Linked DNA regions of Homo sapiens: all the other regions are linked to region 1. Evidence: chromatin contacts called from ENCODE Hi-C or POLR2A ChIA-PET data. All regions are on one chromosome and are shown on one strand. The core of a region is the stretch at or near the end of the contact, and the rest is flanking DNA. Distances in the headings are between cores, read along the strand shown. Region 1 holds the start of RAB5C (RAB5C, member RAS oncogene family). Region 2 has its middle 5.3 kb from the start of HAP1. Region 3 holds the start of CAVIN1 (caveolae associated protein 1).

Region 1 (3,335 bases), core at 575-3,074:
CACCCTCACCTTCGTTGTACCCCAGGGCCCAGTTGCTATCTCTAGGAAGGGCAGAGGCACCAGCCAATCTACTTGGCACCACATTCACACCACCAGGGGCCCCAGGGTTGAGGAAGAAACTTAATTAGTCACTATGGGCCTATTATACCCCCTTCTCTCCCCTGCACCCCAGTCACAGCCATGTATGCACACAGTATGTGGGAAGGACAGAGTCCTGGCTTTGGCCCACCTCCAGCCTTGGAAAGGTGGGCCTAGGGGACTACCCATCCCTCCTGTATAAGGAACTGTTCCAGAACTGGGTATGGCAAGGGGGCTGGGGGAAGAGCTTGTCACCAGCCAGAACCTGCTAGGAATCCCACTCTGCCCCATCCCCTCTGTCCTCCCAACAAGCCCTCTCTTCCCTCTTCCTTTTCACTTCTCATGAACACTGGCGCGGAAGTGGGGATTGTGTGTTATGGGTGTAAGAAAGAGAGACGCCCTGATGACCAGATGGAACTAGATGTGGGCACAGTTTTGTGGCAGGTTGTCCAAGACAGGTAAATTCTCCAGCTGAGGCTCCAGGATATGCCTGGTGTTGGCGTTATAGGCACAATGGCCACAGCTGTCTCCGGTGAGCTTTGATTCCACACAGGTTTTCAGTAGTGTCCCTTGAGGATGAGATGCAAAAGAAGAGGAGGTACTGGTTTGTGTTGAGAGGTAAGGGTGGGAGGAATCAGGAGCGGGCCCAGTCCATATTGAGAGGAGCAGAAAAAACAAATATTCCTGATCCATAGAGGGGGAGAGTGCAGAGTGGGGGTGGTTCTAGTCTTTATTTACGGATGGAGAGGGCCGAGGCAGAGGTTGTCCAGCTCTGTATTCCGCGTCAGAGAGAAGAGCTGACCCTGGCTAGGAGCAGGGGAAGGCAGAGGCAGAGATGGTCTTTGTGCCGGCCCCCGCACACACCAAGTAGGAGGTGGTGGCAGAAGCTCTCCCTTTGATCTCACCCAGCATCCTGCAGAGAACTCTTCCTGCAGCGCTTTCCTCACCTTCCCAATCACAGACGCCCCTGGCAATCGGGCGGACAGTGCAGACAAGGGCTTCTCCAGATCAGCGAGTTCACAGGACTGAGGCCTCGCGTGCATATTCATTCGCACCACGTTTTTTCTTTCCCAATTCTGCACACACAATCCTCTGCCTTCTTCCAACGCTCCACCACCCGCCTTCCCTCGGGGCGTCCGGAACCGGCGGTGACGCGGATGGCAGGGTTAGCCTTAAAAAGTTCCCGGCCGTAGGCTGGGCGCGGTGGCTCAGGCCTGTAATCTCAGCACTTTGAGAGGCCGAAGAGGGCGGATCACCTGAGGTCAGGAGTTCGAGACCAGCCTGGCCAACATGGCGAAACCCCCGTCTCTACTAAAAAATACAAAAATTAGTCGGGCGTGGTGGTGCGTGCCTATAATCCAGCTCCTCGGGAGGCTGAGGCAGGAGAATCGCTTGAACCCGGGAGGCAGAGGTTGCAGTGAGATCGCACCACTGCACTCCAGCCTGGGCGACAGAGTAAGACTCCGTCTCAAAAAAAAAAAAAAAGTTCCGGCCGGGCTCCGCCTCGCAGTCAGCCGGCTCCACCCTAAGCCCAAGTCCCAGGCAGCCACTGACTCCTCCCAGCGCTGCGAACTACAAGTCCCGCGATCCCTCGCGCGCTCCCTACCGCCACTCCCGCGTTCCTACCGGCGCCGCTGGGTAGGTCGGCCAAGAGTGCCTCCCATTGGTCTCCGCACTGTCAATCACCTGGGAGTATTGAGGGGCGGGGCGGAGGTGGAGATCCGGATCCGGAGCGGCTGAAAGGCGGAAGTGGAGGCCGGAGCCTGGGACACCGCCGGCGGGGAGAGAAGCGGATCCCGTCCGAGCCCCGGCCCCAAGTAACGCCGCCGCCCCGGAGCCGCCGTGAGTATGCTTGTCCCAGGACCTGGTGTCTCGCCTGCGTTGAAGCATCTCCAGGGCAGCCCTTCCTCCCGCCCAGCCCCAGTTTAGGGGGATACTGACCCCTCCCCCGACCCGTAGCCCCCTCTTGAGGGGCTCCCCAGGCGTCGGGCCATAGGAGGTGGGGAGCTTCTTTCCTTAGCTTACCTGCCTTTGGTGAGCCTTAAGGAAACCGCTATGACTGTCCTCTGGCCTGTCCATTCTAGTTGTGGGAGAGAGGTACCCTAAGTTCCGCTCCCCCTGCTTCCAGAATCGGAGGATCTTTGCTAGGTGTGAAGGAACCTGTCCCTCTTCTCTTTTAGAAGTGACAGGGAGTGCTGTCTGTCGCCGTTTTCCTTCCTCCTGTCCCACAAAACCAGTTGTCCCCTCTAGCCCTAGAGGAATATCTCGATTTCCTTTGGGGGAGGGGGGTCGTCTGGGTGAGACCGTTCCACACGCACAGAAGTGTGTGTGCGCTCCCGCAACTCCTTACTTCCTCTCTTTCCTCAAGCCAGAGAACCAACCAGGACCTCAGCTGAGTTTAAAGTCACTTACTAGAAATGAGCTGTTTTCCTGTTTTGCCCCTTCTGTCTCCCAGCCCTGTCCTCTAGTTATGTTGTTCTTTGAGTGTCTCTCTCTTTCTGCCTCTGAAGAATTTAGCTGAGGTTTGCTCAATCCTAGCTACAGATCACAGATCAGGGTGGATGTGCCCATTCATTATCTTCTTTCCCCTCCCCCCTTGCTCCAGGCTCAGCTCTGTCCTCCCAGAGCACGTGAGTGGTTTCCCAGCCGCCTCAAAGGGACTGCTTTTCTTGGGACTGCTGTCCGTGTGTCTATAGGGAGGAGAATAAGACCCAAAATGAGGAGTCTGGAATTGAAGGGCCATCTCTTTCCCACTCCCAAACACACACACATACACCTCCCTGAGCAACAGGTCCACACCACGCCAGGGTCTGTCTGCAATCCCTTCAGGGCTTGGACTTATTACTGAGGACTAAGTCAAGATCACAATGGCAGTTCTGGATTTTTAATTGTAGCCTGAGGAATTCCGATACATGCCAGAAAGTGCAGGTTCCCTCAACCATATTGACTGATCCTTGTCTGTTGCTTGGGGCTTAGGTGTGTGAAATAGCTGCTGTCTCAGACCAAGCTTTGTTATGTGGCCAAAGTACAGGCCGGAGACTGTACCTTAACGAGGAGTAGCCTGGCTCTGAGGCCATGACTGACCCTTGCTATCTACAGTGGAGGAAGGGACGGAAAGCCGTGCAGTTTGTGGGAACTTCTGTAGCTCTTCAGTGTTCTGGGCTACCTTTACCACCCTCGCTTGCCACTTAAAAGTGCTGTGTTTTTTGGCCTTGAGGTGTGTTTGAGGGCTTCTGGACAGTGGCTAGTATCTGATT
Region 2 (3,335 bases), core at 503-3,002, 420 kb after region 1:
GACCTCCTGGGCTCAAGCAATCCTCCTGCCTCAGCCCCCGCAAGTAGCTGGGACTACAGGCGTGCACAATCATGTCCATCTAATTTATGTATTTTTGTAGAGACAGGGTTTCACCATGTTGCCTAGGCCGGTCTCAAACGCCTGGGCTCAAGCAATCTGCCTGCCTTGGCCTCCCAAAGTGCTGGATTACAGGTGTGAGCCACCGCGCCCGGCCAGGAGTCCAGGTTTATGGTGAAAACTCAGTCTTTCTTATTTTGAAGACTGGAACCAGTCAGGATGATTCTGTTATTTCGGATTTATGTCAGAGTACAAGTGTTTCCCTCTGAGCCCATCAAGCATGGGCCAAGGCAGGCTCAGATACTAAAAGCTGGGCACAGAAGCCCTTCTTGCTTTTGCCCCAGTGTGTGGAAGGCTGAGGTAGAGGGAAGCACATTGGATCTGGGAGGCAGGGACCCAGATCCAGCCAGGTTAGATCAGGGGAGGCTCCCAAGACTGGGTGGCGTCTGAGCTGAGGCTTGAAGAAGGAAGAGCGGACATAGCGTCTGCAAAAGGCACTTGGTATTTGTCCTTCCTTTATCTCCATCCTCTGGCAGGATTCCTCCAGAGGCCATGGGGCAGATGCCCACGGTGGGCATCTAATTTATAAGACCTAACAGTTGGCTCATAAGTAGTATTATGTGGAAGCAAACCCAGTGAGCACAGGCACCCCTGGGTACGGGAGAGGGAGGGTCGCCCAGCTTCTTCTCTGAACTGGGAGGCCGTGGACAGCACATGGGCTGTTGGTAAGACAAGCCTTTGTGATCTTCCCTCCCTGATACTTCCTGGCTGTGTGGCCTTGGATAAGTTGCTTGACCTCTCTGGGCTTCTGTTTTTCATCTATAACACAGCAGTATTTTTTTCCTTCCAGTGATGATAAAATGAAATATATCCAAAATCCATACGGCACCTAGTCAGGTCTCAGTGAATGTGTATTTATTCCTCTGTCTCTATCCCCAATCCCACAAATTGTCCCTGGAAGGGCTCAGAGCCTGGACATGGACGCAGGGATGAGAGGGAATTGCTGACTCTGGGGACAGAGGTCAGGGAGCGAAGGGCTCCTTGGTGTTATCCCTGAGCCTGGAGGTAGCTCAGGGAGGCCAAAGGGCCAGAACATCCTTCTAGGCTCGCCACCACCTGGTATTGCCTGTCCAGCAGGCTGGACGCAGCTGACGGTCCTGCCCTCCTCACAGAGGGTGCTGTGGTCCCCCCACTCCCAGCTGCTTCCCGTGGAGCTTCCCAGGTCAGGGCACTGCCGACCTGCTGGACCCAGCTCCATATCAGGCCAGCCCAGGCCTCCTGCTCTGGTCCCTGGGGAAAGGAGCGGGGCTGGGCTGAGGGCTCTAGGGAAGAAGTGGGCACCTGGCTGTGCCAAGGCTCACTCCCTGGGGATCTGTGGCTCACATCCTGGCCGGTCTCCATCCTCTCCCACAGGTGCCCCTGGAGGGTTCCTGGTGGCGCTCACCTGTGCCAGGGGATGTGGAGCCCTGGTTTGGGAGTCCAGAGTCCTAGGATCTCACCCTTACCGGAAGTCACTTCCCCAGGGCGATTACCACTCCCACCATCCATACCCAGAGAATCCACTGATGTGTTCATTCAACAAATATTTATTGGATGCCTCATTAGAGTCCTGAGAATACAAAAGTGAGCAAAACAGATACTGCTCTCATTGTTACTAAATAGATCATCTTGTCAATGACATCATCTTACCCTGTGAGCGGACAGAGTCGGGAGAGAATGCCAGGGGAGGGGAGGACACAGAGAGGCCTGATCTGGCACAGGATACCTAACACAGGTGAGCCCCACCAGGGAGGGCTTCTCAGAGGAGGAGTCAGACATCAGAACCAAGAGCAGGAGTGAGCCTGTGTGGGAGGCGGGGCCTTCCTCCAGGATAGGAGCCCCCAGGTGGGGAAGAACTTCAGAGTGGGGGTCAGTACTCTCCACCTGAGGTCCCAGCCACCTCAGCCCCTTGCCCTCGTCCCCGGCACTTGCTCTCTGTCCTTTCTCTCCTTGCCTCTCTCCCTTTCGGTCCTGGCCAGCAGCGGGGCCATGGAAGACAGCAGGCAGAGGGCTCAGACCCCCAGCTGCCCCCAGCACCTCGTTACCTCCTTGTTCCAGGCCAGAGGGGCTCAGTGGCCCAGGAGTTGGGCTGGGCTCTTTAAGAAGAGGAGAAAAGTTAAAGGGAGCCAGGTGTGGTGGCTCATGCCTATAATCCCAGCACTTTGGGAGGCCGAGGCTAGATGGATCACTTGAGGTCCGGAGTTCAAGACCAACCTGGGCAAAATGGTGAAACCCCGTCTCTACTAAAAATACAAAAATTAGATGGGTATGGTGGCATGTGCCTGTAGTCCCAGCTACTCGGGAGGCTAAGGCAGGAGAATTGCTTGAACCCAGGAGGCGGAGGCTGCAGTGAGCTGAGATCATGCCACTGATCTCCAGCCTGGGCGACAGAGTGAGACTCCCTCTCAAAAAAACAAAAAGAAAAGTTAAAGGGGAACCTCTGAGGGCCTAGGCCCTCAAGTCCCCCATTCTCTGCTGATGTAAGGAGGGACTGTACCTGGGTTCTGGGGTGGGGGTGAGGGCTATGGCGGCCACTGCCTGGTTCTGGAGGGGAAGGCCTGGATCAGAGATGGGGGAGGGCCCCCGAAAGGCCTGCAGGAGACAGCAGGACTGCGGCGGGGGTGAGGAGGTCTCCCCTGTTCCTAGTTCAGGGTGCCCCTCCACCCTGCTCCCCTGCAGAAAGTAACCCCGGTGCCTGTCCCCCCCAGGTCCCTGGCACCGACCCTTAGGGGCTCTTTCTATTACCTACCCTGTTCCAGGTGTTTTTTTTCCCAGGGTCAGGCCAGGGGAGGGGGCAGGAGGAGGGGCCTGAGCCACCTGTGTGCTGCCCAGGGCTGGGCACTGGAGTGAATGTGCCCCAGGTTCAGGGGGTGTGCACAATTAGGTGGTGGGTGGTCTGGCTTTGCAGCCTGGCAAGTCTTCTGCACCCTCCCATCCTCTTTCGGATCCAGGAGGGTCCATGGATGCACACTGGGAGGGAGGACAGGAGGCCAAGGGTCTTTGCTGTGTCTGATTTCTCCCCCTAGATGAGAAGCAGGAGAGGGAGGGGGTGGTTGACAGAGGAAAACCACTTGAGAGGCCTGGATCAGAGACTACCCCCAGTCTCCTGGACAGCCCTAGGCTGTCGAAAGGCAGATATCTGTCAGCCAGGCCAAAATGCTTACTTCCAGAATGACGGGCCCTGAGCCCTGGTTTCTCCATTTGTAAAATGGAGTCTCTGTCCCTACTCCACTTTCTGT
Region 3 (3,335 bases), core at 549-3,048, 270 kb before region 1:
ATCTCTGGCAAGCCACCTGTCTTCTGCAGGCTTTCCTTTTCCTGTCTGTCAAATGAGGGGGTGGGATTTGATGGTCTCTCCGATGGCTTACTGTTAGTCCCTGGAATCTTGAAAGAGAAATGGACTCCTAGATCCTGCTCACTGAGATTGGTGTCAGCTGCCTCTGAGGGGGCGGTGGGAGGGGGAACACAGGGAAAGGTGAGTTTTAGAGAGAGGTGAGACGTGGGTTTGTGGGTTGCTTTTGTTTTTGTTTTTTTTGTTTTTTTGAGACAGAGTCTCACTCTGTCTGCACTCAGACAGTGGATTACCAACTGGCAGATTACCAACTTACTTTAGAATTTAGGAGAAATGTATTAAAGTAATTTAAATTCCTTCTACTAAGGATTGAAAAAGCTTTTGGAAAAAAGAGGAATTCTACTCTGTAGAATTCCACTCAGGCTGGAGTGCAATGGCGCGAATCTCAGCTCATTGCAACCTCTGCCCCCCGGGTTCAAGTGATTCTCCTGCCTCAGCCTCCCGAATAGCTGGGATTACAGGCATGCGCCACCACGCCTGGCTAATTTTGTATTTTTAGTAGAGATGGGGTTTCTCCATGTTGGTCAGGCTGAGGTCGAACTCCCGACCTCAGGTGATCCACCCACCTCCGCCTCCCAAAATGAGCCACTGCGCCTGGCCTAATTTTTGTATTTGTAACAGAGACGGGGTTTCACCATCTTGGGCCAGGCTGGTCTTGAACTCCTGACCTCGTGATCCACCCGCCTGGGCCTCCCAAAGTGCTGGGATTACAGGCATGAGCCACCGCGCCTGGCCTAAGAGAGGTGGGCTTTTAAAAAGGGCTTTACACCAGGCGCGGTGGCTCCCAGCACTTTGAGAGGCTGAAACCAGCAGATCACTTGAGCTCAGGAGTTCGAGACCAGCCTGGTCAAAATAGTGTACACCCCGTCTCTTAAAAAAATAAAAATTGAAAAAAATAAAAATTGAAATTAGCTGGGCGTGGTGGCAAGCGCCTATAGTCTCATCTACTCAGGAGGCTGAAGTGGGAGGATTGCCTGAGCCCAAGAGGTCGAGGCTGCAGTGAACTGTGATCAGACCGCTGCACTCCAGCCTGGGTGACAGAGTGACACCCTGTCTCAGAAAGGGGGGTTGGGAGGTGGGCTTTATTTTCCGTTTGATTGCCCATCTTAATTCTACTCTGTTAGGGCAATTCTAAAAAGAACTTAGAGGAGCTTCGCAGCCCTTCACCACCACCGTGACCCCAAATACGTTCTCTCTTTCTCCCCCCGCCCCCCACAAACAACCCCCTAAGCTTACCCCTGAGTTAGTAACCTGGTTGGGGTTGGTGATGAGGAAATCCGAGAGGCCTCTTAGAAAATATTGTAAAGGGCAAGGGTCCTTTTGTGCTCAAAATCTAGGTAAAGGCAAATACAAGATTTTGCCTATAATTTCAGAATCTCCTGGTCCACCCGGCTCCCAGATCTTGAGGATTTTCGGATGAGCAATTCAAGTGAGAGGGAAACAGAGAGCAACACTCTTAGAACCTGATTCCGTTCCTCAGCTCGCATTCCTCCGCCCGTCCCGCTCCCGCCGCCAGCGGAGGCCCTAGTCTCCCGCTCCAACTATTCCAACCATCCCGGGAAGGGTGGGGCGCTCGGCTCTTGGGTCCCCCTCCGCCGCCCCGCCTCGTCGATCTCCCCTTCTGCCCCGGTCCCTCCCTTTCTGGGGTGGGGCCAGCCAATCAGCGATCAGACTCCGGAGTTTGGCCCGGGAGCTGGGGAGCTCACCGATCCCCCGCCCAGCAGTTCTGGCCGCTGTCCCGGTGCGCACGGACGTGGCTCGAGTTTCCTCTGCTCTCCGCTCTCGCCCGCTAGCTCTCCTCCCTTCCGCTCCTGCTTCTCTCCGGGTCTCCCGCTCCAGCTCCAGCCCCACCCGGCCGGTCCCGCACGGCTCCGGGTAGCCATGGAGGACCCCACGCTCTATATTGTCGAGCGGCCGCTTCCCGGGTACCCCGACGCCGAGGCCCCGGAGCCTTCCTCCGCTGGGGCTCAGGCAGCGGAGGAGCCGTCGGGGGCCGGCTCAGAAGAGCTGATCAAGTCGGACCAGGTGAACGGCGTGCTGGTGCTGAGCCTCCTGGACAAAATCATCGGGGCCGTAGACCAGATCCAGCTGACTCAAGCACAGCTGGAGGAGCGGCAGGCGGAGATGGAGGGCGCAGTGCAGAGCATCCAGGGCGAGCTGAGCAAGCTGGGCAAGGCGCACGCCACCACGAGCAATACGGTGAGCAAGCTGCTGGAGAAGGTGCGCAAGGTCAGCGTCAACGTGAAGACCGTGCGCGGCAGCCTGGAGCGCCAGGCGGGGCAGATCAAGAAGCTGGAGGTCAACGAGGCCGAGCTGCTGCGGCGCCGCAACTTTAAAGTCATGATCTACCAGGTGAGCCCACAGGGCGGAAGGCGCCCAGAGCTCCCGCGCCCGGCCCGCGTCCCCTGCCTGGGAGTTGGGGTGGGGAGACCTGCCCGTGGCGCTGCTCCCCTCCCAGCCTGGCCCGGGCGCCCGGCAGATCCACCCTCCTTCCGGTGAGCGCGGCTGGGGTGGGGTTGGGTGGGGTAGGATGGGGTGGAGGGAGCGGCGGACTCCTGGGGCGCGTAGAGGGGCGCGCTCTGCACCTCGCACCTCCCCACTCAGATCCTTCCCTCGGGTCCCAAACTTGTAGCAGAACCGAATTAGCGGGTGGACTCGAGGACGCTGCCCCTCGCAGACCGCTCCCTCCCTAATTGGCTCTGTCAAACTTCTTCCTACTTGGGGGAAGTTTCTAGGAAAGTCAGGGGTCCCTCGCGATCGTTGGGGTCCGCTGTAAGCGGACACTGGCTGCGGGGCCCGGGCCTGGGGCCTCTGCGCCTGCGGGCCTGATATAGCGGGTGATTCAGGGCTCAGGCACGCACCAGCGGGGGCTGTGCCAAGCGGGGAACGCGACCGCCAACCTCCTCCCCAGACCCTGCGCCCCCGCGCCCCCACATCGGCCTCGGCGGCCCACCCCTGTCCCCTCGCTGCTCTCTGCTCCTGGCCACCAGGCATTTTCAGGCCCTTGAGGACACCCTCACCCGCGGCGCGCTGGCACCCTGGGCCTCCTGGAAGCGGGCGGGGCTGGGCGGGGAAGAGTGGGCGTCAGGAGTGCAAGAGGGGCTGGTGGAGTGGGTGGACAGCCCCTGCGGGGTCCGGCGGTCTGGGCGCAGTCTGGGCGAGGTGAATCACCCCGCATGCCTGCGGGGGCGGGGGCCAGGCGCAGCAGCGCAGCCGGCGGGAGGAGGCTGGCGCCCCCACCCCCCGGCTCCGCCCGGGGC

Evidence for each region. Hi-C counts contacts between places; a loop is a spot of excess contacts on that map. ChIA-PET counts read pairs that join two places held with the same protein, here RNA polymerase II (POLR2A). Pooled maps may share reads with other maps.
Region 2: a loop to region 1 is called in a pooled map, with 3 times the contacts of the local background. The contact joins the enhancer-like site here to the promoter of RAB5C in region 1. A Hi-C loop is called at or near these places in 2 of 50 pooled maps. POLR2A ChIA-PET finds 5 or more read pairs at or near these places in 2 of 52 experiments (H1 and HepG2).
Region 3: a pooled map shows a loop between it and region 1 (2.6-fold over the local background). The contact joins the promoter of CAVIN1 here to the promoter of RAB5C in region 1. A Hi-C loop is called at or near these places in 4 of 50 pooled maps. POLR2A ChIA-PET finds 5 or more read pairs at or near these places in 2 of 52 experiments (AG04449 and K562).

Annotation. Positions count from the first base shown.
Region 1 is chr17:42,153,478-42,156,812 of GRCh38, reverse strand. It overlaps RAB5C (RAB5C, member RAS oncogene family), which reads left to right and starts at 1,824. Exons shown (of 6, transcript NM_004583.4): 1 at 1,824-1,920. RAB5C-AS1 (RAB5C antisense RNA 1) reads right to left here and starts at 2,413. Exons shown (of 3, transcript NR_187282.1): 1 at 2,104-2,413; 2 at 1,705-1,814; 3 at 1-1,045. RefSeq lists enhancers at 1,556-1,665, 1,548-1,842, 1,752-2,372.
Region 2 is chr17:41,738,233-41,741,567 of GRCh38, reverse strand. No RefSeq gene overlaps it. Among named protein-coding and RNA genes, the nearest start is that of HAP1, 5.3 kb to the right of the region's middle. Within about 2 kb of position 1,752, at least 7 of the 41 ENCODE cell types and tissues checked have a DNase peak (open chromatin) inside an H3K27ac peak, as active enhancers do.
Region 3 is chr17:42,421,719-42,425,053 of GRCh38, reverse strand. It overlaps CAVIN1 (caveolae associated protein 1), which reads left to right and starts at 1,798. Exons shown (of 2, transcript NM_012232.6): 1 at 1,798-2,427. The coding sequence starts at 1,957. LOC102725238 (a long non-coding RNA gene) reads right to left here and starts at 1,866. Exons shown (of 4, transcript XR_007065758.1): 1 at 1,782-1,866; 2 at 1-163.